Regions from separate parts of the Homo sapiens genome. Here region 1 is linked to region 2. A link is an interaction called in ENCODE POLR2A ChIA-PET data of the cell type or tissue named here. Cell type or tissue: Panc1. All regions are shown on one strand.

Region 1 (4,000 bases), 69 kb after region 2:
TGCCCAGGGTGGTTTCAGCTCACTCTTACTGCTCTGGTGTAATTATTGATAGCAATTCCTTCCTATTTCAGATGTGTCCCAGTGTGAGCTATAATACATATGCTCACCCTACTCATAGCAACACCCCGCTGACTTCTCTGTGTCCCTGCTTTTTACGGGTACAGGAGTATGTGTTGGGGTTCTATTCTAGAGGCCCATTTCATATGACAAAGTCATCAAAACTGATTATAAAATAACTTAATTAAAACAAACTACATATGTGGTATAACAATTTATTAAAATATTAAGGTATGGTTTTTCTCCTCACACATTTTTTTCCTTCTTCGCTGATTTTAAGCAGGAACCTGTTCCTTGTATGCTCCTTTGCCTCAGGGACTTTTTGCAGGATGGAAGGGGAAAGCCCCTGAAGTCCTCCGTGACTATTTTTGTCTTTTGTAAAAGCCTAAGACCCTTGAAGAGATAATGTTAAGTGCCCCAGACTCCAAAAAAGAGAGGCAAAGTCACTGGAGGGCAAAGCGAGGCAAGAGAAGCTCTTTTGCCTAATAGGATAGAGAAGGAAGGCTGAAGACCCCTCTAAGAAAGCGAGCAGAAGAGCTGCTAACTAAACCCATTAGTTTTAGGATCAGCTTTATAATTTGCAAGGCCCAGTGCAAAATGAAACTGTGGAAACTTTTGTCCAAATTTCAGGACTTCAATAGAAGAGCATTAAAACAAACTCAGGGTTTTTCTGAGCAGGGGACCCTGTGAGACTACCCATGTCACTTGTGAATAAAGCTATCCCTTCCCAGAGGAGATGGCTCCTCAGGGCATCTAGAGGGAGGCACTTTCCTCAAAGCCTTCTAACCACAAATTGGCACCACCAAAATTCTGGGCCCACTGTGGGCTTCACAGTGGGATGCCAGTGATACCTTGAAAAATTGGAGGTTAGAGCTCCTTCCTCAATTGTCCTTATCCCGAGCAAGCTTTCCAGGTAGTGGTATGGTTTTGGGAAGGAGAGGGGGCCCTCAAAAGGATGAGGTAGATGTTTTTGCCATCTTTTAAGGATGGAGGCTGAGAGTCAGAAAATTAAATTGATTTAAAGAAATGAGGAAATTGATATGTTTTGAACACTTCAGTTTGTAGACTAAAATTTATTCAACGTATGCTTTTATAAATATTTAAGCATATAAAACCAAATGTTTAATATAAGATCCACATTGTAAATATTCCTTTGAGAGTATTTTTCTGCATGGACTGGAATGGCTGAGCTTCTTAAAATATAAGTCCATGAAATGGAAGGAAAGATGCCTGCTTTTCCTTCACTACTGCAAGGACCCTTGATCTCCATTTAAAATTCAGATTGTCACAAACATTTTTCTTGTCCATTTCATGTGCAAAAATGCTCTAAGAGTCATTGAATGGTAGGTTCTGTGAGATGAGAAATTTCCACGGCTTTGGTAACTGATTATAAATTTGAGCATCTCATTTAGGAGGGAGTAAATGTTTTTTTTAAAAGTCACAATTCTCTGTAATAGTGTGATATTTGAGCAAGTTCCTTAACCTGCTATATAGCGTTCTTATCTGTAAAATGAGGATCATACCTCTTGGGTTGTTGTGAGGACTAATGAGGTGACATACACTCTACCTGGCATACTAAATGGTGGATCCAGGACCTGACTCTGCTATGTTAGTCATATAATGGGGACACAATTTCTAGTTCATGGTTACCTCAAGCTGCTGCTGCTGCTGCTGCTGCTTCTGCTGCTGCTGCTTCCTCTTCTTCTTCTTCTTCTTCTTCCTCTTCCTCTTCCTCTTCTTCTTCTTCCTCCTCCTCCTCCTCCCCCTCCTCCTCCTCCCCTCCTCCTCCTCCTCGTCCTCCTCCTCCTCCTTATTCTTCTTCTTCTTCTTCTTTGGTTGTAAATAAGAGAACCCCCAACCACCATGAAGTGCTGGAGGTTTTTTTTGTTGTTTTAACACTAAGGTAAATTGCCTTGTCTGCAAAAGGACAAGCTAACGCCAATCTCCTTAGATGCCCATGGACCATGGAACAGATTACTTCATGCTGCTGTCAACCACCCCTGGCCTTGGGCATATATTGAATCATTGGGGATTACAATCAAAAAGGACCAGAGAGATCATTGCCTTCACTGGTCTTTGAAGTGCATACCTGGGAAGGGCTCTGTGGAGGTGATTTAGGGACTTTGCAGGGAGCCCAAGGGGCCTCCTAGCATATGTGGTCCCAGACATCTACTTCCCACTTTGCCAGAGGAAACGCCAGAGGTATCTGTTTTATATATTGGCCATCTAAGTAAGGTTTTAACAAAAGGGCTCTGCAGCCATGAACATTTGAAAATCATGGATCTGATCCAACCTTGTAATTTTAGAGTTGATGACATTTCGAAGTAGAAGACTAAGTGTCTTAACCAATATCACACAGCTAGTTAGTGGCAGAGCCAGGAGTAACCGAAGGTCAACTCCCAGTCCTGAACAGTTTTCCATCTAGCAGACTGCCTTTTGCTGAAAGATGAAGCTAAAATCGCAGATGTTGCAGGGTCAAGATTAACACCTTACAAATCAGATGTACAAAAACAGTAGCTTATTTATTTTCTGTAACTGATTTAATCTTGCTCTGAAGCTCTCATTTCCACCAATGGTGGAAATAAACTTGCTAAGTTACAGTCTCTTCCAGGGTGGAAAAAAAGGGGAAGAGGGCTTCCTTCACTCAATTTGATGCTGAAACTCCCTATCAGAGTCTATTCTCTACTTTCTATAGATCTCCCCTTCCCTCCTTCTTCCCAAAACAGTGTGTAAGTAATGGAGAAATTATGGATCTGTTAGTCTCAATCTCCTTTCTCAATGAAAGGAGTCTCAATCCAGACCCCAAGACAGGGTTCCTGGACCTCAAGCAAGAGAGAATTCAGGGTGAGTCCATACAGTAAAGTGAAAGCAAGTTTATTAAGAAAGTAAAGGAACAAAAGAATGGCTACTCTATAGCCAGAGCAGTGGTATAAGCTGCTCAATTGAGTATACTTAGAGTTATTTCTTGATTATTTGATAAACAAGGGGTGGATTATTCATGAGTTTTCCAGGAAGGGGTCAGAGATTTCCCGAAACTGAGGGTCCCTCTCCTTTTTAGATTATGTAGGGTAAATTCCGAATGTTACCATGGCATTCGTAAACTGTCCTGGTGCTGGTGAGAGTGTCTTTTAGCAAGCTAGTGCATTATAGTTAACGTATAATGAGTAATGTAGATGACCAGAGGTCACTTTCATCACCATCTTGGTTTTAGTGGGATTTGGCCGGCTTCTTTACCACATCCTGTTTTATCAGCAGGGTCTTTGCGACCTGTGTCTTGTGCCAACCTCCTATCTCATCCTGTGACTAAGAATGCCTGACCTCCTGGGAATGCAGCCCAGTAGGTCTCAGCCTTATTTTACCCAGCCTCTATTCAAGATGGAGTCGCTCTGGTTCAAATGCCTCTGTCAGGTTCTCATGGAGGCAGGAGGAGGGCTGTATAAACTTGCAGGTTGTCTTTCTCTGCAGGTTGCTGCTGCTGTGCAGCTGAGGTACAATCCCTCTCGTTCTTTGGGCATCAGCCTCTGTTCTCCCTACATGTGCTGTGTAAGTGTCTGCAGCTGGTGTAGTTTGTGGTCTGTTCTCTCAGCATGGGCAATCTATGGTGATAGCTCCCATGAAGCTAGGCCATCTCTCCCTGGGAAAATTCTAACCAGGGTACTGGTGCCATGGGAAGGCCATCTTCAGAACAGAACTGGCTGCTGTTTAGGGAAGCTTCTCTTTATCAGGCACCTAAGCAACTGAAAATTAACTAGAATGCTATACATTCTTTCCTTAACGTTTTCTTGAAGTAGAAAATTAAAAGCAGACAAATAATTATTTTGAAAAGTAAGTCTTCTTGTTAAAGACAGCAGAGTAAAAACACTTATGCCATTCCCCTTTCTAAAAATCCAATGAAAACAATAAATGGAACAAAAATAGAAGGACAAAACATCTCCCTATCATG
Region 2 (4,000 bases):
ATTCACTTGGAGGGGGGTTTGGGATGAGATTAACATTTAAATCAGTGAATTTTGAATAAGGAGACTGCCCTCCAATATGTGGATTGGCCTCCTTCAATCAGTTGAAGGCCTGAATAGAACAAAAATACTGGCATCCCGGAACAAAAGAGAATTCTTAGCAGGCCACCTGTGGACTGAATTGGCTCTCCTGGGTCTCTACCTGCCAGTCTTTATTTTTATTTTTTATTTTTTATTTTATTCATTTATTTATTTCTTGACACAGTCTCACTCTGTTGCCCAGCCTGGAGTACAGTGGTGTGATCCCGGCTCACTGCAACCTCTGCCTCCCAGTTTCAAGCAATTCTCATGCCTCAGCCTCCCGAGTAGCTGGGACTATAGGCGTGAACCACCATGCCCAGATAGTTTTTGTATTTTTAGTAGAGATGGGATTTCACCATGCTGGCCAGGCTGGCCTTGAACTCCTGGCCTCAAGCGATCTGCCCACCTCGGCCTCCCAAAGTGCTGGGATTACAGACATGAGCCACCACATCTGACCACCCCAGCCTTTACACTGGAAATGCACTATCTACTCTTCTAGATCTCAAGCCTGTCAGCCCACCCTGTGTATTTTGGACTTATCATCATTGGCTTATAATCATGTGAGCCAAATCCTTATAATAAGTCTCTCTCTCTTTTGTATATGTATATACACATATATGTGTATATGTGTATATACATATATGTGTGTATGTGTATACACATATATATACACAAATATACACATATATTTACAAATGTATATAAATATACATTTGTATATTTGAATACACACATATACACATATATACATTTGTATATTTGTGTACACATATATATACATATATGTGAGTATATGTATATGTGTATACAAATATGCACATATATTTGTATATGTATATGTATATACACATATACATATCCTATTGGTTTTGTTTCTCTGGGGAACCCTAACTAATACGCCCCTCAAAATCCAAGTTGCTAGATGCCAGTCAAGGATCAACCTTGCAAGCAGGTCTTCCTAAGGCTAGCAGTCTCTGGCCTACTTTGTTAACCTTTTCTGTACACTACTAATTTTTATAGCAGTAGAAGCCATATGACAATAATGCCATGGAGCAGCAGAGCCTGTGAATAATCAAAAACTATGAGGTGGAGAGAAAGTCAGTAGAGAGAAGTTGGCTGGTAGTGACAGAAAAGTAAAAGCAACAGGCCCAGAGCCCTGGAGTGAAGGCTGCATTGTAAGAGGGGAGCATCCAAGGAGGAACAAGGGGAAGTCTGTGGCAGGGGAGAAGTTTGGGCAAGTCACTAGATGCTCCTTTACCCCACAAGACCTGACCATGTAATTGTGGTTGTGGTAGATTAAAGGTGTCTGGAAATTCTTTGCCACTCTTTACATAATGATATGGGATCTGTTTCCCCTCTCCTTGAATCTGGGTTGGCCTATGACTTGCTGTAACCAACAGAATGCTGCAGAAGTGACACTGTGGCTGTTTGAGACATGAACCTTAAGAAAACCTGGCAGTTTCTGCTTTTGTACTCTTGGGAGCCCGGGGTCCCCAGGTAATGGTAGTCGGCTGCACTGCTGGAGAAACCACTGAGAGAGAGTGAGAGAGAGGGAGGGAGAGACGTCGGACCAGCCCCAGCTGTTTCAGCCATCCCAGCTGTGGTGACATGCATGGGAATGAAGTCATTCTGTATTATTTGAGAGTTAGCCTAGTTGAGACTCTACATAATGCCACCTGCATGAGTGATTCCACGCAAGACCAGCAGCAGCATTGCTGCTGAGCTCCACCAAGATTACAGATTTCATGAACAAATAATAAAATGTTGTGGCTTTAAATCACAGACTTTTGGGGTGGCTTCTTTCCTAGCAATAGATAACTAATATGGTGAAGCAGCCGGAACTATCTGAGGACAGTGGCTTCATTGTAATAGTGAAGCACAGGAGTAGAAAGCAAGAGATGTCTGTAGCCGGGGCAGCAGGATGACTCTGTGACAGTCGACACAATATTTTATTTTCCTTCCAGTTTCCACTGTTTCACAATACTGACATGTGTCACTTTACAAAGAAAACAATCTGTACCCTTCTGAATTAGGCTTTACACTAGAATCTTTTCCAGACCTTCCCAACCCTCAAACCGAAGTTTGTGAACAGTGGAATGAGTTCCCACACACAATGAGTCATGTTTGTCTTCTGAGTGCCGATTGCCTTAGTGGAGACCTTAGATCATCAAATCGCATGCCCTGAAGCTTGTTTCTTCATGCAGGGAGCCAAAATCCATTGTATAACCTCATCTCCGGCAAAGATTCTCAACATGCGCCTGACTATGTATGTGCAAGATGCCAAATCAGTGAGTCCAAAAATGTAACAATTATCCCTGAAACCAGTCTGACCAATTTTATGGACAGAATTAATGGGTCATTTTGTGGTAGCAGAAACTGGACCTATGACCAATTGTTTCTAATATTTTTATGTATCTTTTATGGATGAGGAAACCAAGGGCAGGGGTGAGGGGAGAGAGAGAGCGCTCATGAATTATCAGAGCCATTGAACAAGTCAATATCGAAGGCAGGGACATCACCCATGGCTCCCAAATCTCCTTCAGGGCTTTCTCCACTATTGGCAGCATTAGTTTTCATTGGATGTATGTATATTGCTCTGCTGGAGAGGGCATAGTTACAGCCCTGCTTTTTTGTGTTTTTTTTTTTTTAACCTTAAGTAAAACATTTTTCTCCTTTGTGATATCACAGTTTTACCCCGGACACTTGGTTAGTTTCTTATGGGCAGTCTCAGTCATCTCTTTAAAAAAAAAATTCAGAAGTAAGCTCCCAAAAGATCATGTGTTGAGAAAGAACATTTAAACCTAGCCAGTAGGGTGGGAGGGAAGGAAGGGGAGAGTGTGGAGAGGCTCTCCCTGCTGATAATCTTGGAAGAAAGAATTACCTGACTTAGAAATGTGATATTTTTCTAGGCCACCTCGTTTCTTCTGATTAAAAATAACCACTTTCCATTATGTACATATAAGAGAAAAATGAATGAAAACATAGCTAGGAAGTAGCCTAGAATGATAAATCAGGGAGAGTATAATCTACACGTGCATATTCAGTCAGTAAACACTCAGTATTTATAGCATATGGAGAACTCATTCATTCATTCATTCATTCACTCACGTATCACCTGTCCATTGATCTGTTTACTTAACAAACATTGACTGAACACCTACTACAGGCAATGTCCTACAGAGACACGTAAGGTAAAGACCATATTTCCTGCTCTCCAGGGATTGCTTTTATAGTCTCATAAAGGAGATAAGACAAGACAAGAACACAAAGAACTATGATCAAGGTAATAAATGAGTAAGCACCATAGGAGAGAAAAATAAAGTGAGATGAAAGTTCAGAAAAGGGAGACATCATTTCTGGCCAAAGGAAATATAGAGTAGAAAGATTTCTTAAAAGTATAATCTATCACCCTGCAACTCCTAGTTTAAAAGCCTCACATAGTTATTAGCTCTGTGACCTTGGGCAAATCATAAATTTTCTGCTTCTTAGTTTGCTTATCTTTTAAAAGAAAGGGTTGGACTAAATGATCTTGAAGGTCCTTTCCGCTCTAAAGTACTGGGATACATAATTTTTCATGCGAAGACCCAGCTAAATATGTGACAAACTATTCTTTATACAACTAGAGTAACTCTTTAAACCTAAATAAGATCATGTTACCCATGGCTTAAAAACCTTTCATGGCTACATTTCAAAGAAAACCCAGACTTTTCAGATGGCCCTCAAGGTCCCGCAGCATCTGGCCCCACGCTCTCCAACCTCATCTTCCCATGTCCTCCTCTTACCCCGCTCTCTCCAACCTCATCCTCCCCATGTCCTCCTCCTACTGCTGCTCTTGCACTGCCAGGTCTTCTTTGCCACTCCCCTGAATGCACTGGTTAGGATCTTCACACAGGCTGTTTCCTCCGCAAGAAACGCTTTTCCT

Evidence for each region. ChIA-PET counts read pairs that join two places held together with the same protein. Peaks named below come from ENCODE experiments on the same cell type or tissue, not always from the same donor. Only the 100,000 strongest peaks of a DNase experiment are listed, where the experiment ranks them.
Region 1: POLR2A ChIA-PET joins it to region 2 with 6 read pairs; 2 of 35 experiments call an interaction of 5 or more read pairs at or near these places.

Annotation. Positions count from the first base shown.
Region 1 is chr12:65,561,464-65,565,463 of GRCh38, reverse strand. All of the region lies in intron 2 of MSRB3-AS1 (MSRB3 antisense RNA 1), which reads left to right. Among named protein-coding and RNA genes, the nearest start is that of LINC02454, 39 kb to the left of the region's middle. In Panc1, no CTCF peak of the experiment used is centred here; no DNase peak of the experiment used is centred here.
Region 2 is chr12:65,630,011-65,634,010 of GRCh38, reverse strand. All of the region lies in intron 1 of MSRB3-AS1 (MSRB3 antisense RNA 1), which reads left to right. Among named protein-coding and RNA genes, the nearest start is that of MSRB3-AS1, 10 kb to the left of the region's middle. In Panc1, no CTCF peak of the experiment used is centred here; a DNase peak (open chromatin) is centred at 2,130; H3K4me3 peaks cover 927 bases; H3K27ac peaks cover 2,933 bases.